Regions from separate parts of the Homo sapiens genome. Here all the other regions are linked to region 4. The links are chromatin loops, found by intact Hi-C in ENCODE. Cell type or tissue: ascending aorta. All regions are shown on one strand. Region 1 overlaps CAMK1D (calcium/calmodulin dependent protein kinase ID). Region 2 overlaps CDC123 (cell division cycle 123). Region 3 has its middle 25 kb from the start of OPTN. Region 4 overlaps CCDC3 (coiled-coil domain containing 3). Region 5 overlaps CAMK1D (calcium/calmodulin dependent protein kinase ID).

Region 1 (5,000 bases), 180 kb after region 4:
ACAATTCTCCCGTTCAGACCGTTCAAACACCTAATAAATCTCAATTCTCCCAAACTGCAGCCTGCCTCCTTCCAAATAATGATAAATTCTCAATTAATTAAGTGTGACTCAATGAGATTGCTTTAAGACGTGTGGGCCTGCAATACACAAGCCCACTGCCTGACACCCTGGGACTTTAGCCTCTTCACGTCCATTTCTTCTTTTCCCCATGTGGTGTTCACATAGTTCTTCCTCCCATGTGGACTCCGGAACACCTTCCTTTCTGCCTTTTCCCATCTACACTCAAATTCCAGCCCACACCATTTTCCACCTGCCCCGAGAGCACCGATTATACCTCCGTTAGAGATATACTAATGAACACTTTCAATATTCTGTCACATACTTATTAAATCACATTTCCTGACTCTTTACTCTCTTCTACTTCTCACTCTTGTTCCAAGTAGTTCCCAATAGATCACATCCTTTTTAGTGATCAGGGCCATGCCTTACATTTCTGTTTCCGCCTTAATGCTAGAAACTCTGTTAGGACAGGGATTTTAATCTTATAGCTTCAAGTTTAAATGGTAAGGACCTTTGAACTGACCTCGTCCAGATCCTTTGGTAGGCCGGAGGGGAAGAAACCAACATTTGCCAAATGGCTATTGTGTGCCCAGTGTTTGGCTAAGAATTCCTCATAACTTCTCTATGAAGTATCATTTTCTCCACTTACAGATGAGGATGCTGAAGGGCAAATTTCTATAACTTCTAGGGGATAACTTTGTAACTTACACTACTTTTCAAATTCTTTGGAGTTATCTTTTTTTTTTTTTTTTTTTTTTTTTTTTTGAGGCGGAGTCTCACTTTGTTGCCCAGGCTGGAGGTGCAGTGGCACAATCTTGGCTCATTGCAAGCTCTGCCTCCTGGGTTCACACCATTCTCCTGCCTCAGCCTCCCTAGTAGCTGGGACTACAGGCACCCACCACCAAGCCCGGCTAATTGTTTTGTATTTTTAGTAGAGATGGGGTTTCACTGTGTTATCCCCGGGATGGTCTCGATCTCCAGACTTCGTGATCCGCCCGCCTCAGCCTCCCAAAGTGCTGGGATTACAGGCGTGAGCCACCGCGCCCAGCCTGGAGTTATCTTAAAGTCTACCATGGACTGTCTCCCAAAATGCATATACTGAAATCCTAACACCCAAGGTGATGGTGTTAGGAATGGGGGGCCTGTGGAGGTGATTAGGTCATGAGGGTGGAGCCATTGTGAATGGGATTAACGCCCTTATAAAAGGGACCTCAGAAAGCTACCTCACTTAGGGAAACAGAGCCCCCTCTTGTTATAGAGCCTGCTGCACTTAGAAGGCAGCGAGGGGTTTCAGTAACTCCTACTGTTAAAAACTCCTACTGTCTAAAACCTCTGTTATAGACATTAGGTCTACAGTGGTAATTCTGACACCTGGAGTCTAGGGCCATGTCCGTAACCAGTGCTTGTCTATCAAAGGAGGCACTGGTCCACACAACCCTAATCTCCCCCTAGTCATTTCCCATCGAGCCATGTGGCCTAATGACTACTATCTGGAGGCACCTAGTTCATGCATGTGTGTACCTGTTACTACGGGTTACCCTCTGCTAGGTAATAAGCTCTGTGAGCACAGGGTCCTTGTCTATTTTGTTCACTACTATATTCCTGATGCCTACAAAGGCCCTGGCACCTAGTAGCTGCTCAGTAAATATTTTTTGGATGGATGGATAGATGGATGGATGGATGGATGGATGGATGGATGGTGGATGGTAGCCAGTGAAAGAACACAAAATTTTGAAGCTTGGAGCCATCTAATACCATGGATCCCAGATTTTGATCTGCTCCCAACAGTGCTAAATTGAGTAATGCACAGCCCGCCGATACATTTCCTGTGATTAAATCCTATTCTTCCCTGTATGGAGTTCCAGAAGGTGTTTTTATAAGTTGGTTATATTTGGAACAAGAAGTGAAGAAATTGCTAGCCCTCATCAAGGCTGTCCATTAAGTGAGAAAAAAGCCTGTGACTGGTCTCGAATTACTTATCGAGTAATTGAAATGTGTGGGGAACCACGACAGGATATAAGACTAACGGCCACGCTATTCTGTACGTCCAAGCTTCTCTAGACATTAGCCCCTTGACCGTGAAGATCTCGCTGATTGGGCATGCGCATGTTTGCTAATCACGTGGCACAGTTTAGCCAGTTTGTGATTATTTGTGTACAAATGTCTCTATCTCACCCAAAGACAACAAAAGCCCTGCAGGTCAGGGCCTATTTATATCATCTCACACAAAGCCTTGTCAAGAGTCTCCGCTGAATGGATTCACCAATTCCAGAAGACAGGTGCCCTGTCGTTCACTTTTGAAAAATGACTCACGTGGTTCATTTATGTCCTTGGGCCTGCAGTTAATTCAATTCTAAGGCTGAAATGACTGAGGGAGGACAAGGCACACAACAGGCTTCTCAGCATAACTTGCCAAGAACAATCTCCTTACCGTGGAGAGGAAAACCCTTGAATCCTTATTGATTCTTCGGGGCCATTCGAGAGGGAAAAATAATCTTCTCACTCTTGTAGTTTCAATCTCAAAAAAGGGTTGAAGGGCTCCTATTTCCCTGTCAAACTCTGTTAAGACATTCAGGGCACTGTGCCAGCCACTGGCTTGGGACAATGAGTCTCTGTTTGCTTAGCTAAGATTAGAGAATGTGTCAACAGTCTTATCTACCACGTCATCTCTAGATCTTATTACCCTTAAGCAATGAGTGGGTTGAAAGATTAGTAGGAATGCCTAGAAGTAACTTGTTGGAAGAAACTGGTCACAGACCTGCCAAGGTTTGTCATCACTCAGCATGTCTGTGAAGTTCAAGGGAACTGTGTCTTTAATGGGACTGTCTAAAATCATCTGTAAATGAAGGCCTAAGACCAAGAGGCACATTGTCTCCATGATGCTCTGATGCCCAGCCTCTTCTCTCACTGATACCCCAAGAGTGACTCTTCGCTAGGAATTCTGCAGACGGACCAGGCTGGGTTCTTTTATACCCTAATTCAAGTCATGAGTCCTGAGTGACATCCAGTCCTCTGTGGTTCAGATGGAAAAGCGTTTGAGTGGCTCTGTTGTTCACCTCCAAAGGCATCCCTCCTTCCAGGTGACAACAGCTGGGTATTAGAAGCATGTTCTTAAAGGTCTTGCTACTCAAAGGGTTGTCCTTGGACCAGTCCTTGGTATCACATGGGAGCTTGTTCTAGATGCAAATTCATGCCTCCTTTCCTACCCAGACCCACTGAATCAGCATCTCAGAAGGCAGGGCCCAGCAACCTTTGCTTTAGTGATACCCTCAGGTAATTCTTCTGTGTGCTAAAACTCGAGCTGGATTGCTCGCAACTGTCCCCTTCTCAACCACACTTCCCAGAGGACTGGAATCTAAAGGCTGGGATGCGATGAGCAATTATTTTCTAGTCTCTACACCTGCTAAAAGAGTGTTATCCATAGGTTTCATCCTGGGATAACTGTGAAACAGCCTTGCCAGGTAAAAAGTGCTCCCTGAAGGAGGAGGAGTAAGAGTGGCAGGGACGCAGTGGTTCAGTGCTGGCACTGGGTTCTTCCTGAGTTCCTTCAGTTTCCTAGTGAGTGGTTCTGTCAGTGGAAAGGTTAGTGCAAAGTGGCTCTAACCCTAAAAAGTGAAACAGGATTCTGTTGAAGATTGCTCAATCCAGCCTACTCACTCCTTCCTGCCTCACCCCTGCCCACAGGCGCCAGGAAAGTGTTTCCTCCCAGATTTCTCTTGATACAAGAGACCTAGGGTGGTGCATTCATGAAATGAGGGAAATTCTTTTTACAGTTTTCTTTTTTCTTTTCTTTTTTTTTTTCCTGAGGCACAGTCTCACTCTGTTGCCCAGGCTGGAGTGCAGTTGGTGTGATCTCGGCTCACTGCAACCTCCACCTCTTAGGTTCAAGTGATCCTCCTGCCTCAGCCTCCCAAGTAGCTGGGATTACAGGCATGCACCATCACGCCTGGTTACTTTTTGTCTTTTTAGTAGAGACGGGGTTTCATCATGTTGGCCAGGCTGGTCTCGAACTCCTGACCTCAGGTGATCCACCCGCCTCAGCCTCCCAAAGTGCTGGGATTACAGATGTGAGCACTGTGCCCGGCCTCTATAACAATTTTAATGGGGAACTTCCCATGAGAACCTTCGGTCAAAAATCGTGTAATTGTCGTACCTTGTCTCTATTTCTTTTTGATGAGATGAATCTACCCCACTGGGTTTCAGTGGACTTAGCAGATGTGGAAGTGCCCAAGAGTGGGGTCTATGCAAAAGAAGCAGGCAAGGCTAGCAGGGACTGTTCGTTAGATGAGCAGTACATGACTTACAGATTCTCTGGGTGTCAACTCCTAGTGCTGTCTTAGGGAGAGTTAGGTGGCCCAGTTATGAGACTGATAAGGTACGGTGTGCTCAGTAGAAAATGGTTAGTAGAGAGAAAAAGAAAGAAGAGGTGAGGCATTTCAACTTTGAATGAAAAAAACCAAAAGAGCCAACGAAGATTCTAAGTCATGATGCATGTGGTAAAACCATTTTGAAGATCTTGTATCATAACCTGTTTTTAAATCATTAAACGAAGAAACAAAAACCTCCAACGGACAACTCTAAACCTGTAACTTCAGCTCGAAACTCTGAAGACCTGCTCACATTACAAGTTTAGGGCATTATTCTAAATTTACTCGGGAAAAGTCCATTTATTTCCCCCAGGTGGAGATTTTTAAACCTAAGGGAGCCATCTGGTGGCTTGAGTGTCTACTAATTAAAATCCTTTTAGCCATAAGATTCCCACCTTGTGGGTACCGTCACTGAAGCAAATGGCGTAAGATACACCAGAGTTGACGAGAAACTTTCTTATGCTGTATAAAAATCAAATATTGCAATTTAGACAAATCAAGCCAAAATTCAAGGTGAGTGGTAATTCTGGTATTTTTTCTACCTGCTTAAAAGAAACCAAATAGTGTCTGTGA
Region 2 (5,000 bases), 680 kb after region 4:
CAGCAAGTTTAATAACATAGAATGTTTATATCTTGGCAAATAACACAGTCAGCAAATTTATGTGTGTCATATTTCTTTCTTTCTCTCTTTTTTGTATTTTTAGTAGAGTCAGGGTTTCACCATGTTGGCCAGGCTGGTCTCGAACTCCTGACCTCGTGATCCACCCACCTCAGCCTCCCAAAGTGCTGGGATTACAGGCGTGAGCCACCGCGCCCGGCCACATGTCATATGTCAACCTCCACTTTTTAAAGCTTTTTGTCTACAGTAACCATTTGAAGAACAGGAAAGAAAAAAGCAGTATTTTCTAGAGTACATTATAGGCAGGGAGACAGCACTAGCTGTCTACCCTCCAGGATTCCCATCTTCAGCCTGTCCAATGGAACCTGGATTGTTCAGATGCTGGGAGCATTTGTGCTTCCTGGTTCCCTCTCTAATCATTGAGATGCATGTGCTGACTCATCTAAGCAGCCACCAAGGCGTGGGCCTGGACCAGCGGATCCACATTGCCTGGGAACAGGTTAGAAATGATCTGCTTAGGCCCCCTCCAGGCCTGCTGGACCAGAAACCCTGGAGCCCAGGAACCTGTGTTTCATCTAACTCTCTGGATAACCCTGACGCATGCTTGTGTCGAGAACCTTGGTCTAACCAGGGGTGTCCAAACTTTTAGCTTCCCTGGGAAACATTAGAGGAAGAATTGTCTTGGGCCACATATAAAATACACTAACACTAATGATAGCTGATGAGCTAAAAAATAAGTAAATAAAAAATAAATAAATAAATAAATTTTAATAAAATTTATTTAAAAAATAAATTTAATAAATGAAATTTTAATAAATAAATAAATACAAATTAAAAAAATAAAAATCTCAAAAAAAATCTTACGATGTTTGAAAGTTTATGAATTTGTGTTGTGGCACATTCAAAGCCATCCCGGGCCATGGCCCACGGGCTGCTGCAGCTTGGACAAGCTTGATCTAAACGAATCACAGCAATTCTGCTCCCTTTGCCAACTACTGGATTAGGCTGGGTAACTGTGACCAATGAGGGCTGAGAGGAAGTCTCCCAGGAGGCCTCCAGGAATGCTTTACTCGTTCACATACAGAAAAGAACAAGAGGAAACAACCTATCCCTCCTGTTTCTGGTTGAGATATGGTCATGTCTTCATATGACAGATACTTGGAACTGTAGCAGCAATCTTTTAACCATTAGGTGAGAAACCCAAAGACCGAGCCACTAAGTCAAGGATGGTGGAAGGAAAGGGCCTGAAAGAGCCCTGGCGACCTTGGTGAGCCACTGAGCATTCCTAAAAATACCCAATCTCCAGGCTCCTCGTTAAATAATGTATTTTTTAAATCCCATGTGTAAGCTATTTTCGGCTTCTGTTAACTTGCAATTCTGACTGTAACATTTTTTTTTTGTCAAGTCAAGCCTCAAAATAGTATAAACAACATAATCTCATTTTTATGTTATATAAATTTATACATATTATATATAACTGTATTATATTAAATGTTCTATTATATAATATTTTAATGGGAAGTATTTTGGAAAGAATGAATCTATAACTTTTTTTTTTTTTTGAGACAAAGTCTCGCTCTGTCGCCCAGGCTGAAGTGCAGTGGCGCGATCTCAGCTCACTGCAAGCTCCGCCTCCCGGGTTCACGCCATTCTCCTGCCTCAGCCTCCCGAGTAGCTAGGACTGCAGGCGCCCGCCACCACGCCCGGCTAATTTTTTGTATTTTCAGTAGAGACGGGGTTTCACCGTGTTAGCCAGGATGATCTGGATCTCCTGACCTCATGATCCGCCCACCTCGGCCTCCCAAAGTGCTGGGATTACAGGCATGAGCCACCACACCCAGCATTTAATCTTTTAAGAGCTCTTCAAGGCCTTTGTGACAAACATTCATCTTTACTGAGTTCTATCAATAAGGAATTTTTATGTGATGGCAACACTTCCTGTTATGCAACCGATTAATTGCTAAGCAACTACCAACAGTTACTTCTAGACAAAGTGACACGTTAGTAGCGCCCAGCTAAAAGGCTGAAAGCCCAGTGCTTGGCATTTGCTCCTGCCAATTCCCAATTATTTATAATAGCAGAAGGATGGCATTTTGTGGGTAAACACTCTAAATCCAAGACCTCAAACTCACTTGCTGATTTAACTTCCTTGCCATGCAAAAGTCAAAAAGTACAAAATGCAAAACAACAGACTATTATTCATACCATCCACTGGAACATCAGTTAAACGAAGATAAAAAGCAAGACGTAGCTTAAGAGGAGGCAGCTGATCATTAAATTGCAAAGCTGATTTAAAAAAAACATCAGCCTCAGAATTAAAAGCAATTTATAGTTAGTTCTGGAAAGGCAAAAGTGTCTTCCCACACTCACTGCAACTGACACTAAAGGCATATAAAAATCCTTATAAGGGCCAGGCACAGTGGCTCACGCTTGTAATCCCAGCACTTCAGGAAGCCAAGGCGGGCGGATCACGAGATCAGGAGTTCAAGACCAGCCTGACCAACAAGGTGAATCCGCTTCTCTACTAAAAATACAAAAATTAGTTGGGCATGGCCGGGTGCGGTGGCCCACGCCTGTAATTCCAGCACTTTGGGAGGCCTAGGCAGGCGGATCACGAGGTGAGGAGATGGAGACCATCCTGGCTAACGTGGTGAAACACCGTCTTTACTAAAAATACAAAAAAAAATTAGCTGGGCGTGGTAGCCATGCGCCTGTAATCCCAGCTACTTGGGAGGCTGAGGCAGAAGAACTGCTTCAACCCAGGAGGCGGAGGTTGCAGTGAGCCAAGATTGCACCACTGCACTCCAGCCTGGGCGACAGAGTGAGACTCCGTCAAAAAAAAAAAAAACCATTATCAGTTGAATTATCAAGTAGACAGCATTTTCAGTGTAACATATTTTAAGACCTCTTAAAGCATTAGATGTCAAAAAGCTTTACAATGGAAAAAAGAGCCACAACTTTGTTCTATTTTTCAGAGGGTATCTCCTAGAATGAAAATACTACTGGTTACTAAAACAGGCTACCAACACCTGTGCCAACACAACCAGAGGGTTGACAATTAAATGTCAAAACAATACTTGCTCAGGCACAGAAGGATCACTTGAGACCAGGAGTTTGAGACCAGCTTGGGCAACATAGTGAGACCCCATCTCTATTAAACACACACACACAGACACAGACACACAGACACACACCACACACACACACTTTTTTCTATAAAACTAGAAATACCAATACAAGTAAAATCCTTATACAATAAACATGTAATACGATGTAACACAACCACACTCACTGATTACTTAACTTCCCTTTCTTGAATTAATATAATACTACAACCTTATGTCCAAGCTGCAGAGCTCACACGCCAGAGTTGATGCACGACCGACACGTAGTGAACTTAAGTTATTCATGCCACGATCCACTTCAAAAAAAGGATTTGAGTCTGACATGGAACGAACTGGCAGGACAAACTCAACTGGACAGGGCGGAAGTGGCATGCTTATGCAAGATTTTCACTCTCATGCTCCTGCTTCTAGGTTCTGGGATATGCTTTAAAGACCAGTTTAAAGATGAGTTTACCTGAGATAACTGGTCTGTTTAAGATGCAACAGGAAGAAAAACCTAGAAAAATAGCTGCTATTTGAAGACAACAAAAGAAGCATAAAGAGAGCACCTGCGGCTCAGCAGGGCAGGTATTCCGTCCACCTACAACGCTGACTGCACTGTCAAATTCTTTAGCTATAGAGTGACTGGCAAAAGGAAAGAAATACAGCAATTCCACTTCTAGAAACTTATCCTAAGGAGAAAATTAGGGGAGTGCACAAAGAGTTAGCTCAAGGATATTCATTGCAGCTCTGGAAGAACAGAGGGTAGGTCAAATATGTCATGGTACAGCTCTCCAGAGGCGCAGCACTAAGGGAATGGAAAATAATGAATTTAGACACGCAATGATGTCACACTGGTAAGTGCAAAAGCAGCCCACTAAGAAATATAAACCACAGGCTTGGCGTGGTGGCTCACACCTGTAAGCCTAACACGTTGGGAGGCCAAGGCAGGCAGATCACAAGGTCAGGAGTTCGAGACCAGCCTGGCCAATATGGTGAAACCCTGCCTCTACTAAAAATATAAAAAATTAGCCGGGTGTGGTGGTGCATGCCTGTAGTCCCGGCTACTTGGGAGGCTGAGGCAAGAGAATCGCTTGAACCCAGAGGTTGCACTGAGCTGAGATCGTGCCACTGCACTCCAGCCTGGGAGACAGAGTGAGACCCTGCCTCAAAAAAAAAAAAAAAAAGAAAAAAAAAGAAATACAAACTATAGGATCCCATTAAAAAAATCTGTATATAGGTAGAGATAGATGTATTTATATTATATTTATCTATAGATAGAATTCTAGAAATATAATAACCAATTGTGGCAAGATCATGAGTGCTTTTGTTTTTGTTTGTTTTGAGATGGAGTCTCGCTCTGTCGCCCAGGCTACAGTGCAGTGGCACGCAATCTCGGCTCACTACAAACTCCGCCTCCCGGGTTCAAGCCATTCTCCTGCCTCAGCCTCCCGAGTAGCTGAGACTATAGGCACGTGCCACCACGCCCGGCTAATTTTTTGTATTTTTAGTAGAGACGGGGATTCACTATATTGGCCAGGCTGGTCTTGAACTCCTGACCTCAGGTGATCCACCTGTCTTGGCCTCCCAAAGTGCTGGGAATCCCAGGCGTGAGCCACCGCGCCCGGCCATGAGAGCTTTTATATTTCCTGTTTTTATTTAGCTGTAATCCCTAATTTTGCTTTTCTATGATAAATATTTATCAGTTTTATAATAGAAAAAAAATTACTGAAATGTTTAATGGGCAGAGACGCAGGAAGTCCTTAACATTTTCAGATATTCATTATACACCATTTTCTATAAAGGGAAAAGAAAGATTTGCTTTAACAGGTCATTTTGGCAATATGAAATAGCTTTGTTATATGGAGCTATGATTTA
Region 3 (5,000 bases), 170 kb before region 4:
TGTTCCATTGGTCTATATCTCTGTTTTGGTACCAGTACTGTGCTGTTTTGGTTACTGTAGCCTTGTAGTATAGTTTGAAGTCAGGTAGCGTGATGCCTCCAGCTTTGTTCTTTTGGCTTAGGATTGTCTTGGCAATGCAGCTCTTTTTTGGTTCCATATGAACTTTAAAGTAGTTTTTTCCAATTCTGTGAAGAAAGTCATTGGTAGCTTAATGGGGATGGCATTGAATCTATAAATTACCTTGGGCAGTATGGCCATTTTCACGATATTGATTCTTCCTATCCATGAGCATGGAATGTTCTTCCATTTGTTTGTGTCCTCTTTTATTTCGTTCAGCAGTGGTTTGTAGTTCTCCTTGAAGAGGTCCTTCACGTCCCTTGTAAGTTGGATTCCTAGGTATTTTATTCTATTTGAAGCAATTGTGAATGGGAGTTGACTCATGATTTGGCTCTCTGTTTGTCTGTTATTGGTGTTTAGGAATGCTTGTGATTTTTGCACTTGATTTTGTATCCTGAGATTTTGCTGAAGTTGCTTATCAGCTTAAGGAGATTTTGGGCTGAGACGATGGGGTTTTCTAAATATACAATGATGTCATGTGCAAATAGGGACAATTTGACTTCCTCTTTTCCTAATTGAATACCCTTTATTTCTTTCTCCTGCCTGATTGCCCTGGCCAGAACTTCCAACACTATGTGTAATAGGAGTGGTGAGAGAGGGCATCCCTCTCTTGTGCCAGTTTTCAAAGGGAATGGGAAGCAATTTTTGTCCCTTATGCAGCTTGTCCCTGCTACTCTGTCCTGTCTCCATTGGCTGGAGCCAGACCTCACAATATAAACTGAACCCGATTGGCTGACAATTTAAAACTTCTCTAAATAGGTGAAAGCAATGGAGAACAAGGGAAAGGAGGAAGTTGCTTACTAAAGGACTTAGAAAAGTAATAACATTCCCAAATAAGGAAGGGGCATAGGCTGCGAGCTGGGACATGTCTGTGAGCATGTCCAGCACAGATATCTTGGTTAAAGTACAAGGACATAGAATGTACTATGTGCCTGTGAGCATGTTTAATAACTACATAGGATAGGGCTTAACAAAGAGTTATTAGCACAAAGCAAGGAGGCTTGAAGGAAGTTAGTCTTTAAAAGGAACTATTACTTCTAACACTTATGATTTATTCTTTAACAAGGGAAACTTTGAGGAAGAAACTTTTTGCTTTCTACACAGGACACTCCTACGTCTGGGTCTGTTTAGTAAAGGTTATCAATCTGTTTCCTTAGCCACAAACATCTAGAGGCTAGGAATATCTAACTTTCGGGGAGGGCAGCCCAGCAAGTCCCAGCCTCATTTTTCCTAGTCCTCACCCAAGATGGAGTTGCTCTGGTTTGAATGCCTCTGACAACAATCCTAAATGTATTACTGTTGGCTGAATTGCTTTATCCTCTCTATTTTTCGTTTTAATTCCAGCCATCAACATTTGCCCATTTGCTAAGTTAGAAATTTGGAGGCAGCTTTGACTCTTCTGCCCATACTGAGTTAGCCATCGAGACCTGCCTCCTTTGCTTCCCTATTTCCCTGATACCTGCTTCCCTATTATTTTAGGTTTTTTTGTTTGCTTGTTTTAAGATAGGGTCTTGCTCTGTCACCCAGGCTGGAGTGCACTGGCACAATCTTGGCTCATTGCAACCTCTGCCTCCCAGGTTCAAGCAATTCTCCTGCCTCAGCCTTTGGATATCTGGGATTACAGGCACATGCCATGATGCCTGGCTATTTTTATTTTATTTTATTTTATTTTTTTAGTAGAGACAGAGTTTAGCCATGTTGGCCAGGCTGGTCTCAAACTCCTGACCTCAAGTGATCCGCTCACCTTGGCCACTGAAAGTGCTGGGATTACAGGTGTGGAGCCACCATGCCCGTGCGCCTACCCACATCGATACATAAAATTAACCATTGCACTGAGCAAATTGGTTAATCATCAATTTTTGAAAAGTATATTGAGCATTGAAGGCTCATCCAATTCTAGGCCAGGTTTCATGGAGAATCTATAATGCAAAGTCTTTATTCCTTCTTGTCTCCCCTCCCCACAAGGGTTTTTTCCTGGTTTATTTATTTATTTATTAGTGTTTCTTCCCTTATTTTTAGCAGATTCAATACTTTAGCGGTGGGAAGAGGTTCATCCTTAGGAGCTTCTAAACCATTACCCACCTACCCAGGCTGGGACGTCTAGAAAAAAAAAACAAAAAAACAAACGTGTCTGATGAAAATAGGAATATCTGTGTGTCATCTTCCCCGACTCAGATATCAATCACTTATTATTTCGTTTAAAAGCCAAAGAAACAAAAATACCCACTGATTTTGGAGCTCCTACATGTGCCAGTCACTATGCAGGATGCTGGGGATACAGTGATACGCAAAACAAAAAGTTGTTTATTGCTTGTTAAACAAAGCAAAGGCACTTTATGCACCAGCAGAGGAAATAGGAAAACCATAGTGGAAAAGACTCCCTAGCTTCTGAGATATTGATAAGAAGTTGGAGAGATGATTTGTTATAAAGGGATGTAAAGCCTCGTTTCAGTGGGAAACCATTCGTTCATCAGGGAGCCAGGTTTGCAGTGGGCACCTATGCGTCAGTTCTGATGTTCCCCGCCTACGATTGTTTGTCCATGTCCAGCAGATGGCGCCAAGTGACTGGCCGCGGCTGGGATGTACCGGGTCCTCTTTGGAAAACATGAAATCTATTTCTATAGGGCCAGCATCTTAAAGAAGGCACTCATATTGTCTGTTTGAGACCCTTTCTTTTGCTCCATTTTAATGTGATATGTGGATCAAAATAAGAAATAGACAATAAAATGGTTTCTCCTCCTGGAATGTGGTAATATTGTGGAATAACAGGAACACAGGTCTAACGTAGATAGCTGAGTAAAACAGCACCCAGACTTGCAGCCGGCACGGGGAACTCATGTGAGTGTGTGTATGTGTGTGCACGCGTATTTGTGCTTATGAGAAAGATTAAACAGTAAAGGATGGAAGTGATAACAAATGCTTTAACAAGGGTAAGGAGAAAGTATTGTAGAAAAATCTATAAAAGCTGAGGGAGTGGGAGAGGGGGAGGGGGAGGGAGAGTTAGTTCAAGTGAGCATGAGAGCTGGGACCTTGGATTAAAAGCATTAAAAGAACTCCAGAAGAAAAGATTTGATTCCGCCGGTTGTGGTGGCTCACGCCTGTAATCCCAGCACTTTGGGAGGTCGAGGTGGGCGGATCACCTGAAGTCGGGAGTTCGAGACCAGCCTGACCAATATGGAAAAACCCCGTCTCTACTACAAAAAAAAAAAAAAAAAAAAAAAAAAAAAAAAAAAAAATTAGCCGGGATATGGTGGTGCATGCCTGTAATCCCAGCTACTCGGGAGGCTGAGGCAGGAGAATTGCTTGAACCTGGGAGGCAGAGGTTGCAGTGAGCTGAGATCACGCCATTGCACTCCAGCCTGGGCAACAGGGGTGAAACTCTGTCTCAAAAAAAAAAAAAAAAAAAAATATATATATATATATATATATATATTTGATTCCTCTGTTTCTTGCAATCCTAGTAACAGGTGACTTGAATTTCAAGTGATTATCATATAAATGGAGGATTAGAAAAGAGACACCAACTCTGGAACCAGTTCAATGGAATTCTTCAAGAGACTGTAACTTAGTGCTTACAAAGACTTGGAATGATCTACACTGCATGGTGTACCTGTTAGAGGAGGTGACATCAAAGCTTTAGGTACTGAGAGAGGATACTTCCTACTGTGGAAGGGAAGAAAAGAAAAAAGCAAAGGTGAGTTGGAATGGTAGACCTGTTGGGTTTATTCTCTCATTGCTAAGCTTTTAAAATCTCTCATTTAAAAAAAATGTCTTGGGCAGGCCACCGTGGCTCATGCCTGTAATCCCAGCACCTAGGGAAGCTGGCATGGGAGGACTGCTTGAGCTCACGAGTTGGAGACCAGCCTAGGCAACATTGAGAAACCCTGTCTCTACAAAAAATTAGCCGAACGTGGTGGCAGGTGCTTGTAGTTGTAGCTGTAGCCTCCTAGCTACTCAGGAGGCTGAGGTGGGAGGATTGCTTGAGCCTAGGAGGGGGAGGTTGCAGTGAGCCAGCCTGGGTGACAGAGTGAGATCCTGTCTCAAAAAAAAAAGTCTTCATCTAATACGGTGAAAGATGGAAGGGGATGTGGTTACTCCTGCTCCAGTTGGATTTGTTTTCTCCATTTAGAAGCTGCTTTCAGAGCAGTAATGACACCTGAGTTTAGAAAACAGTTCCCTGTGTCTGTGCATCTTCCAGCTCAGTGTCCTATGTCACCTGTCCTGAGACATTCCAAGAAGGAAGACCAAAAGACAGCATTCTTGAGCTATTCCAAAGAGATCACAGAGGCCACCACCAAAGAGAAGACTAAGAATCTACCATAGTTTGCCCCGGTAAAATGGTATTTTTCTTAGGAACTATTGCAAGTTATAAAACTCCTAAGTGAAATGATTGTGTGGCCAGGGATAGTGGCTCATGCCTGTAATCCCAGCACTTTGGGAGGTCAAGGCAGGTGGATCATTAGAGGTCAGGAGTTCAAGACCAGCCTGACCAACATGGTGAAACTCGTCTCTACTAAAAATATAAAAATTAGCCAGGCGTGGTGGCACATGCCTGTAATCCCAGCTGCTTGGGAGGCTGAGGCAGGAGAATCGCTTGAACCCAGGAGGTGGAGGTTGCAGTGAGCCGAGATCATGCCACTGCACTCTAGCCTGGGTGACAGAGTGAGACTCTGTCTCAAAAAAAAAAAAAAAAAGAAAGAAAAGAAAAGAAAAGAAATGATTGTGCAGGCAGAAATGTCTTTAAGGCATCATTGTTGCAGAATTTTGCTCCTTAGTTCAGCTAAAACTGGGTTCATGTCACATGACCAGGAGACTTTAGACATGTGGACACATTGAAGGGTGTGCAGAGCAGCATTTTATTGGGCAAAAGGGGGAAAAAAAAA
Region 4 (5,000 bases):
TATACGTGGTTATTTAAATTAAAAGCAGCTGTGAAAGGCAAGAATCCTCTCGGTGACTCTTTGGCATGTCTGGTGCCATGAGATATTTTTTTAAAAAAACATACTGTCTTTTTGTTTAGCTTGATACAAACTTGCTATATTCCAGAATAACTGGGGGGGACTTTCTGCACCATACAGTGCCAGGCACACAATAAATGCTTCTTGCCAGAATGAATGAACATATGGAAGCCAAAACGCTTTGGAAATGAGAGGTGATTCTAGATGGTATCATGGATATACTTCCTTAACTGCTCAAGATGTTGATGGTGAAACTTTCTCACACCTGAGCTTCCCGGAGAAACCAGGAAACTTATAGGAAGACTTCAGGTGGAGGCTCCGGGTAAAGAGCTCTCCACGGATTTGTCCCGTCACTGGAGACAGGTGACCCAAAAAGGCCACATTAAGGCCACTCAATCTCATGGATGCATGAGCACCCCATCTTGCCATCCCTCCCCATTGGCCTGTGGTCCTAAGGATAGAGGAGGATTAATAACTAGTGAGCCTGAGCCAGTCTTTTTTTTTTTTTTTTTTTTTTTAAGACTGGCTTTTGCTCTGTAACTTAGGCTGGAGTGTAGTGGTGCAATCATGGCTCACAGCAGCCTCCACCTCCCAGGCTCAAGTGATCCTCTAGCTTCAGCCTCCCAAGTAGCTGGGACCACAGATGTGCACCACTATGCCGGGCTATTTTTTATTTTTATTTTTTAGAGATGGGGTCTCCCTGTGTTTCCCAGGCTGGTCTCAAACTCCTAGGCTCACGCAGTCCTCCCACCTCAGCCTCGCAAAGTGCTGGGATTACAGGCGAGAGCCACCATGCCCGGCCTAGTGAGCCAGTCTTGCCTAGTGAGTTAGTCCTCGTGGCCAAGTGGAACCACCAGATGCTCCCTCCTCCAGCTCCCATGAAATACTCACGGGAAGTGTACAGACCGATGACTGGAAAAGAATCATGATAAAATGAAAAGGGGAAAAAATTAGAACAGAAAACTGAGTAACAGCAGGACTCCAGTTTTCTTTGAAATAGTTATCTATTTATACCCGTAGGAACAATACTAGGAAGAAATGTTACAATGTCCACAGTGATTATCTCTGTACCATAGAATCATTGATGATTTTGATTTTCCTTTTGTTGGTCCCATATTTTTAAAAAATGTTTTTTCTACAATCAGTGTGCTTTGATGGTTTTAAAAAGTGTTATTTTAGACAGATAAGGAAGTATGGATATCCCAGCCTAACTTTTGTCTTTTCGAAAATAAAAGAGCAGGCTCCCAGGGCAATCTTCCCATCTGCCCTTAGGCAGGCATCCTATTGGCCACATGGAAACTTCCAGAGAAAAGCTCTGGGCAGGCAAATGCCAGAGGTACCCAAGCACCTGGGAGGCGCTGAGTGCTGCAGGCCTGAGCGGGGCCTGCCTATGAGGAGTCTGTTGCTTTGGGGCTGCCCTGTAGGACATTCTCTTTGGTTCTTCTTCAAAGAAAATATGGCAGTACCTGTTTCAGCTTGGCCTGGCCTTTCCCTGCTCTTCTCAGTTTACCAAAAAATACCACAAAGCAAATTGAGCAAATAGCGTATCTGGACCTTTTTTTCTTTTTAAAGCAGTTTTAAAAGGAGATGGATTTCATTTGGAAAGCATTCCAAAGAAAGCATTTCTTAAAGAAACACACATTTTGGAAAGCACAGCTCTCCTCTAGAAATTCTTGCTTTCTTAAACACAGGATTTTCTTTTGAGGTGATAGCTGGGATGCCAGAGGGCTCCATCGGCTCCATCAGCAGTGGCTTGGTTATTTTATGGCGTTAGCCTCAATTCACATGACACAGGCTCCCCCTACTCAGAGGCATGGCCCACTTTGCTGCAGAGATACAGACCTGCCTGCTAAGCAGTCCTGGGTCATGGCTGTGCTATGTTGGTTGTCTTGGATACGTTACTAGAGTCCTTTGATGTCTTTTGCTCCTACTGAAACCCTACCCATATTAGAGGCCACGAGGACCAAAGAATGACATGTTCACCAAGGAACTCTCATCCCATCCACGCTTTTCACATTCACCTTTGCTTGGGAATTTATCATTCCCATCTCAATGATCCTCCCACTCCGGATACACACACAGATGCACTTCAAGGCGTCCCTCTGTTCCATCTTGGTTTTTACAGCCTGGGTCAAGGTCTTCCTTTTGTCTGGGCTCTAAGTCTTGCTGGAGGTGAAATTCATCCTCTTGCTAGCCTGGAGAACAGCTGTGTCCATGGTCGAGGGCTAACTGTGAAGAGTGTTGTGTCTTAGAAAGAACTCTTAACACGTGATCACTCAAGTCCCAGCATCCTCCTCTATTTTTCACGATTTTTAAACGCAGCTTCTGAACACCGCCATCGAGCCTGCCTTCAACTCTTCTTTGATGTTATGTTCCAGCCACTATTGGGTTCTGTTCTTTGAAAATTCGAGCAAGCAGTCTTCCAAAACCCCAATCCTCTTGTTGTCATGGACTTTGGACTTTTTTGTCTTGTTCTTGGTTGAAGAATCTACCATAACTTGTAGAAAACTCATGACTTAATGAGGGAGTGTCATTATACAGTGCTCAGCCTGGTACTTGGCCATATTAAAGCCTAAGTTCCATAGCTAATATCTATCCACAAGACAATAGAAATACTGTCAGTTCTCCCGGGAATTTCTCATGCCCACCTTCTCATCTTTTTGAGGGGGTCTCATTTTGGCCAGAAGAGGGCAGTGTTGCACATATGGTCTCCCCTGTAACAGCAGCTTCCCCGGGAGCCCAGAGTTTCTCATTAAATGACAGGTATTATTGGAACATTCCACTTGGCTCCTTTTTCTTAACTGTAGGCCTAAAAAGGCCAGGGCAGCAAGGATGCAAAAACCATTGTGAACCAGGCCTTCAGGAGCTTGTGACTTGTGAATGTCAAGGCCCTTGAGTCACATTCTCCTAGTGCCACCAGGTACTTGGCGTGTGGTGTGAATAGCTACGGCGTGCCATGGAGACTGGGGAGGGGGACACATTACATACACAGGGAGACCCGGTGGAAAGCATCGTGAAAGGGGACCACAGAGGGCTTCCAAGATGGCCAGGCGGAGATGGGGAGAACAGTGCTCCAGGCGGGAGGAAGAGCCTCTGGGATGAGAAAGCGCTGATGTGTTGGAGGAAGAGCTGGGTGGGACCCAGTGTGCCTTGGGTATAAAATGTGGGAACAGAAGGAAGAACACTAAGACTGGAGATGTTGGCCGGGTCCAATCACAAAAGTTAAAGGCTTTAGGAGATTTGACTCTATCCTATAATCACGGCTAACAGTTAGTGAACGTTTACTGTGCACGAGGGCATGGTTCTAAACATTTTTCAAGTAAAACTCATGAAATCCTCCCAACAACCATGATCATCCCACTGAGAGTGGCCAGGTTCCCTGAGACGTAGACTTTGGAATAAGAGGTGCAGGTGGGCCAGGTGCAGTGACTTACGCCTGTACTCCCAGCACTTTGGGAGGCCGAGGCGGGCAGATCACGAGGTCAGGAAATCGAGACCATCCTGGCCAATATGGTGAAACCCCATCTCTACAAAAAATACCAAAAAATGAGCCGGGCTTGGTGGCTCGTGCCTGTAGTCCCAGCTACTACTCAGGAGGCTGAGGCAGGAGAATCGCTTGAACCCGTGAGGTGGAGGATTGCAGTGAGCCAAGATCACGCCACTGCACTCCAGCCTGGCGACACAGCAAGACTCCATCTCAAAAAAAGAAAAGAAAAGAAAAAATAATGTAAGAGGTATAGGTGGTGTTTTCAAGAATGCTCCTGGGATTAATACCTTGGGTAGAAAAGAACAAGAACAGGCGGAGGCAGACATCAGCCTGTGATCCAGTCTCAACAAAGGCTGTAGCCTACCCCAGGACACCCAGCAATGGGGACCGCCCTTCAGAGATCTTCCAAGTTGGGATGAGGGGCCTTGGTCTTCATACCCTGGTGTCAGCCAGTCCTTGGATACAGGTGCTCCAAAGAAGGGGGCGTGACCTTGGGCAGTTCTCTTAGGTCAGGGTCAGTTTCCGGAGAGAGACTCAGCTTAGGGCTATCGGCTATCGGTCTGCAGCACTCCAAGAAGCTGGGGAAATCAATCCTTTAGTACTGAAGTGGGTTCTGGCTAATACAGACCAGAGTCCACTACTCTGAGCCTAGGAAGCTTGCCCAAGGTCTCAGGTCACTCGTCAGTGGAAGAGGCAGGACTGGAAACCAAAGCAGCCTGGCCTCAGGGTCTGAGCTCTTCACCCATCACCATCATATTGCAGTGTAGATAGTGGGGCTCGATGGAGTTTGTTTTTTTTTTTTTTTTTTTGAGATGGAGTGTCTCTTTGTCACCCAGGCTGGAGTGCAGTGGCGCGATCTCGGCTCACTGCAAGCTCCGCCTCCCAGGTTCACGCCATTCTCCTGCCTCAGCCTCCCGAGTAGCTGGGACTACAGGCACCCGCCACGACGCCCGGCTTTTTTTTTTTTTTTTTTTTTTGTATTTTTAGTAGAAATGGGGTTTCACCCTGTTAGCCAGGATGGTCTCGATCTCCTGACCTTGTGATCCGCCCACCTCAGCCTCCTAAAGTGCTGGGATTACAGGCGTGAGCCACCACACCCAGCCCGGCTCAATGATGGAGATTTCTAAGCAGAGGAAAGTTGAGGCTCAAGTCTTTCTTTGGGAATGTAGCTTCTGATGAGGTAAAATGGGAGAAAGGAGAAAGATTGGAGAATACCTCTTTTTATATATATGCTCACACACACATATAAAGGAAATGCCAGCCTTATTACTGTATTAATCCGTTCTCACACTGCTAATAAAGACATACCTGAGACTGGGTAACTTATAAAGGAAAGGTTTAATGGACTCACAATTCCACATGCCTGGGGAGGTCTCACAATCATGGTGGAGGTGAATAGGCTCAAAGTCATGTCTGACATGATGGCAGGCAATAGAGTGTTCAGGGGAACTGCCCT
Region 5 (5,000 bases), 120 kb after region 4:
AGAGCAGTTTGCTAAATACCTTTCCATGAACACATGATTTCAGACAGGAACTTTGAGGAGAAAAGAGGCAGAATTCACCCTAACTCTCAGTGTGTGAATGTGCTTGTCACTCATGTTGCTCTCCCTTTAATACCTTTTCTCTGGCCGGCACGGTGGCTCACGCCTGTAATCCCAGCACTTTGGGAGGCCAAGGAGGATGAATCACCTGAGGTCAGGAGTTCGAGACCAGCCTGACCAACAAGGTGAAACCCCGTCTCTACTAAAAATACAAAAATTAGCCAGACGCGGTGGTGGATGCCTGTAATTCCAGCTACTCAGGAGGCTGAGGCAAGAGAATCGCTTGAACCTGGGAGGTGGAGGTTGCAGTGAGCCAAGACTGCCATTGCACTCCAGCCTGGACAACAAGAGTGAAACTCCATCTCAAAAAAAAAAAAAAAAAATACCTTTTCTCCAAGGAAGTTCGGGTCTACCAGGTTTAGGGGCAAAGGGCAGAAAGAAATACTTTGTTACACGATCTCTCAGAACCTCCTCCTGGTCAGATCTTGGGTGCTATTAACTCAGCTTTCTTTGCTATTCCTGACAAAACAATATCCCATCGGCTTATCAAGTTTACACCAGTAAATAAAAGTTAAGCTCCATGTAAACCACTCAGCCTCACCAGAGTGTCCAAGGAGCCATCAGAGACCCCTGTGGAGAGATGTGGTCCTTCTCAGAGACCACGATTAACTCATGCTTTTTATAAAACTAGGTAGAAAATTCAAAATAATTGGATTTACTACTGTGAGACTCACCACCAGCCCACTTATGGAAAATTCCACTTTGCGGGAACCAAGCTACTTTATATTGATTTAGAGCAAGTATTCCTGGCGAACGGAAAGACTCGAGAGACTTCAAAAAAACAAAAAAAGAGTTTCAGAAACCTTTCATCTTGTTTTTAAAACAATTAAATTGCCCATTTTCCTTACCAAAGAAGAGAGAAGAACAAGGCGTAACCAAGGGGACTGAAACTAAGACAGCAGCTGTCTTGTGGGTGTGGGGCTCGTGGTAATCAATCTTCATGCTCTTCTGAAGTAGAAAAGAATTTTCCCTTTCCCGAGCCCCAAGGACGTGCCAAGAAGCAGTTTCTGCTGAGAGGGTGGAGGAAACGGCGAAGCCCTTAGCCTCCTAGGAAGCCCACGTTCAGGGTGCTTTGCTCACCTCCATGGAAGTCTGTGTGGCCTCTCCTCTCTGTCCTTCACACATGACCCCTCCAGTGGGCGGAGGACGGTGACACATCAGGAGGGAGCAGCCTGGGGGACAGGGGCAGTCCTCGATGCCAGAAGATAAAAGCCAACAGTCCAGCACCAGGCCGGGTATAGTGGCTCACGCCTGTAATCCCAGCACTTTGGGAGGCTGAGGTGGGCGGATCACGTGAGGTCAGGAGTTTGAGACCAGCCTGGCCAACATGGTGAAACCCCGTCTCTACTAAAAATACAAAAATTAGCCAGGCGCGGTGGTGCATGCCTGCAGTCCCAGCTACTCTGGAGGCTGAGGCAGGAGAACTGCTTGGACCGAGGAGGTGGAGGTTGCAGTGAGCCAAGATTGCACCACTGCACTCTAGCCTGGGCAACAGAGCAAGACTCTGTCTCAAAAAAAAAAAAAACAAAAAAAAAAAAAACTGAAAATACTGAATTTACTCTAAAAAACAAGTCTGTTATCTCAGATCCAGCATGGAATCAGAGGACAGGATTATAGGCTGGGCTCTGTGCCACAGTAAACTAGAGGATTCATTACCTTGCCTATGCCTCAGTTTCCTGTCTTGATGGGCACATGCCACTGTGTCCTAGAGTTACGCCTGCAAGGAAAAGAACTGGAGCTCAATTTGGAAGAGTTGCACATGGCCTCTCATTGTAAACAATGCCAGTAGGTATCTGTGTCCAGGGTTAGACGCTCAGATCACAGCTGGTCTTCCGGTCCTTGAGGAACTTCCACCAGGAAGTGGGACGAAGCGATGCCCCCCCTGCTGGTGGGGGAAGGAACACCAGCTACTAAATCAAACTGTAATCAAGTTTCTAACAGTTTGCGACACTGCGTATCAGAGAAGACACGAGAAGATTTCTCTCAAACAGTGAGAGAGAAAGATGACATTTCTACCCAGCAGTGGCCTTTTCAGAGATGCTAAACAGAACTTAAAGATCAGGAAAAATAAAATTAAGCTTCGTGTTGTTGCAACCCCAGACACACATTTCAGTAGAGAATTTGGCCTCAGTAAGAATGACATCAAGACAAGGAGGTGATACTGAATGTGCTGGGTCAGGTCAGCTTCCTGTCAGTAGCAGAATTTGCAGCAGCAGGGATATTAAAAAAGAAAAAATTAAGACAATGAGGGACTTTTACCAGGAGCATCTTGATAAACAGCTGCTGCTTCACCCAGGTTTCCAGTATTGCAATCCAGACTGTTGGCAAGTAAAAATCAGGCTGAAACACAGGAGCGTTCTCTGCCTGAAGTCTGTCTTCCATCCAAAGTCACAGAAGAAGAGCAGAAGGCTTTTGGGACAGCTCTGATCTTTTCTGTTGGGATAGCCTCCTTCTCTGGTCTCTATCAGCCTTCACCTAGAGCTGTCATTCATGAGGAATGAATTGCCTCTAGCAATAGATCAGGATGGCAAAAAAAAAAAAAAAAAAAACAATTAAATTAAAAACATATCACCAGGCCAGGCATGGTGGCTTACGCCTGTAATCCCAGCACTTTGGGAAGCTGAGGCCGGTGGGTCACCTGAGGTCAGGAGTTTGAGACCAGCCTGGCCAACATGGTAAAACCCTGTCTCTACTAAAAATATAAAAACCAGGTGCAGTGATGCGTGCTTGTAATCCCAGCTTCTCGGGAGGATGAGGCAGGAGAATCGCTTGAACCTGGGAGGCAGAGGCTGCAGTGAGCTGAGCTCGTGCTACTGCACGCCAGCCTGGGCAACACAGCAAGACTCCGTTTCAAAAAAAAAAAAAAAAAAAAGTATCGCCAAAGAGCAGCTTACCCTGATCTGTCCAGTAGCCTCGAGTTTCACCACAGGCATGAGAAGTCCCCATGAAAGCACCATACTGGTATGTAATTACCATTCTCATCTGAGCTGGGACTGCTGTTTAAATGCTCCCAAAGCCAATCATGGAGGAGTGAGGCTAAGGAACGGGGAGGGAGTAGAAGCTGGGGCCACTGGGCTTTTGAAATGTGGGAGGGCCTTGGAACTCCGCGGGATGGAGGAAGTCAACTGTGCCAAGGAAGGCATTTCAGAGCAATGTGGCCACAAACGGCACTGCTGTGCGGCCCTTCTGGGGTCTCCCATGGGGGCCTACCTGCTGTGTGATCACGGCGTGACGCCTACTCTGTACTTAAGTCAAGCCTTTCTTGTGAAATCTGATTAAGAAGACTGCCGTAGTCATTCCAGGGTTTTGGTTTTTAATCATGACAAAGAACAAATGGAGCTCCACAATGCTGCCCTCCCCCTCTTTCCCACCACGACAAAACGTGACCTCCCTCCCACATCAAGTATCTAAAGAAGCAATTCCACAAGGAAGAAAAGTGCCTTAAAAACACTGTGTTCAGAGCGACTCTGTGGGACTGCCATGTGTGGGATGGGGCTCCTCAAAGCCAGGCTGGGTTTACGTCGCCCACGTGCGATGAGTCAGGTCCACGAAGAGGAGCAGGCCCTACAAGTCTCCCCACTTAGGGGGCCCTGTCCTCTCCAACACCGGGGGTCTGGCTGCAGCCCACGGTGTGATAAAATGTTCGCTGTGGGCTGTCACCAAGTGGCTGTTGAGAAAGAGAGAAAACTCTCATCTGGATGTTCCACCTACTCATCTGTGCCCTGTATGACAATTTCTCAGTTACATAAAACCCTGTTGTGACACTAACAGTCGGAGAGGATGAGAACAATGATGTAATGCTTATAGTCATGGACCAAAATATGGTATTTAAGTGAGAAACAAATAAAAAGCAAGCTCTGTTGGGGAGCAACCACATCGAGGAGTGAAGACGAAAGGACTGGGAACAGAGGCGCTATGGGGAAAGATGAAAAGAATCGAGATCACTCAGAAGACAGACGCTGGGGAGGTCCATTGACTGAATCCTTCTTCTTGGCTGTACGGAGTGAAGACAGGAACAATGATGGCCAGTATCCTTGACACGTAGATATTTACATACTTAAAGGATGCCAACTCACAAGTCTATAGAAACACACAATGTTAAAACCAGAAAAAAAATTTACAGGAGATATTTAGCCCAGCACATTTATTTTATATACAAGAAACTGAGAATCCCCAAGTTTAAGTGAAAGGCACAGGCCTCCTTCATATCTAATCAATGGCAGACAGAGGAGGACGCTTACATTCAAGTCCCCTGCTGGGTGGCTTTGAGGATAGAGGTCCTCGCCCCAACACTGTGCTGGCTGGAACCCCTGGTTTCCAAGAGCTCATCATAATCCCACGCCCCACATCAACTTCTAGAAGTGCAGTGATCCCTGAATTAACACCAATCCTCTAACTCAGTGAAAAAATACACCGAGAATGTTGACCAACTGTTCTCCATCTCCTTTTAGAGAAGAACAAGATGAAACACGTTTAAACTATTTTAGGCAAGTTAAGGCCGAGTTAGACCAAAGATATCTATCGTGGCTTTGCAGCCAACATGGCAACTAAGTTCCAGAAGGAAATGAACGATTCCTTCCCCGACAGCCTCAGGAACATAACAGTCAGCCACCATCTAAAGCATCAAGGTGCAGGTCTGCTTCTAGACAGAACGATGGACCAGCTGTACATGTTCCTTCTTATTTCTGAGTGACATCCGTAATGGAATAGTGTGGCTGTGGTTGTGCACTCCACATAAAATACTGCTAGGTGATGAACTGTCACTGAATAAGGCTCAAAAAAAAAATTCTCAACTAGGCACAGTGGTTAATATCTGTAATCTCAGCACTTTGGGAGGATGAAGCAGTAGGATCACTTGAGCCCAGGAGTTCAAGACCAGCCTG

Evidence for each region. Peaks named below come from ENCODE experiments on the same cell type or tissue, not always from the same donor. Only the 100,000 strongest peaks of a DNase experiment are listed, where the experiment ranks them.
Region 1: it touches region 4 in a loop (4-fold over the local background); 60 of 110 quality-filtered maps call a loop at or near these places.
Region 2: it touches region 4 in a loop (2.7-fold over the local background); 12 of 110 quality-filtered maps call a loop at or near these places.
Region 3: it touches region 4 in a loop (6-fold over the local background); 34 of 110 quality-filtered maps call a loop at or near these places.
Region 5: it touches region 4 in a loop (2.8-fold over the local background); 46 of 110 quality-filtered maps call a loop at or near these places.

The regions. Positions count from the first base shown.
Region 1 is chr10:12,718,272-12,723,271 of GRCh38, reverse strand. The region is part of intron 3 of CAMK1D (calcium/calmodulin dependent protein kinase ID); the gene reads right to left. Among named protein-coding and RNA genes, the nearest start is that of MIR548Q, 4.6 kb to the left of the region's middle. In ascending aorta, a CTCF peak has its summit at 4,767 (motif pointing left); DNase peaks (open chromatin) are centred at 2,651 and 3,731; H3K4me3 peaks cover 579 bases; H3K27ac peaks cover 3,054 bases.
Region 2 is chr10:12,217,557-12,222,556 of GRCh38, reverse strand. The region is part of intron 6 of CDC123 (cell division cycle 123); the gene reads right to left. Among named protein-coding and RNA genes, the nearest start is that of CDC123, 24 kb to the right of the region's middle. In ascending aorta, no CTCF peak of the experiment used is centred here; DNase peaks (open chromatin) are centred at 483, 985 and 2,036; H3K27ac peaks cover 2,764 bases.
Region 3 is chr10:13,072,679-13,077,678 of GRCh38, reverse strand. It overlaps a transcript of CCDC3 not described here. Among named protein-coding and RNA genes, the nearest start is that of OPTN, 25 kb to the left of the region's middle. In ascending aorta, a CTCF peak has its summit at 2,661 (motif pointing right); a DNase peak (open chromatin) is centred at 2,658.
Region 4 is chr10:12,900,044-12,905,043 of GRCh38, reverse strand. All of the region lies in intron 2 of CCDC3 (coiled-coil domain containing 3), which reads left to right. Among named protein-coding and RNA genes, the nearest start is that of CCDC3, 99 kb to the left of the region's middle. In ascending aorta, a CTCF peak has its summit at 2,719 (motif pointing right); a DNase peak (open chromatin) is centred at 2,767; H3K27ac peaks cover 2,714 bases.
Region 5 is chr10:12,779,639-12,784,638 of GRCh38, reverse strand. All of the region lies in intron 5 of CAMK1D (calcium/calmodulin dependent protein kinase ID), which reads right to left. Among named protein-coding and RNA genes, the nearest start is that of MIR548Q, 57 kb to the right of the region's middle. In ascending aorta, a CTCF peak has its summit at 2,013 (motif pointing left); no DNase peak of the experiment used is centred here.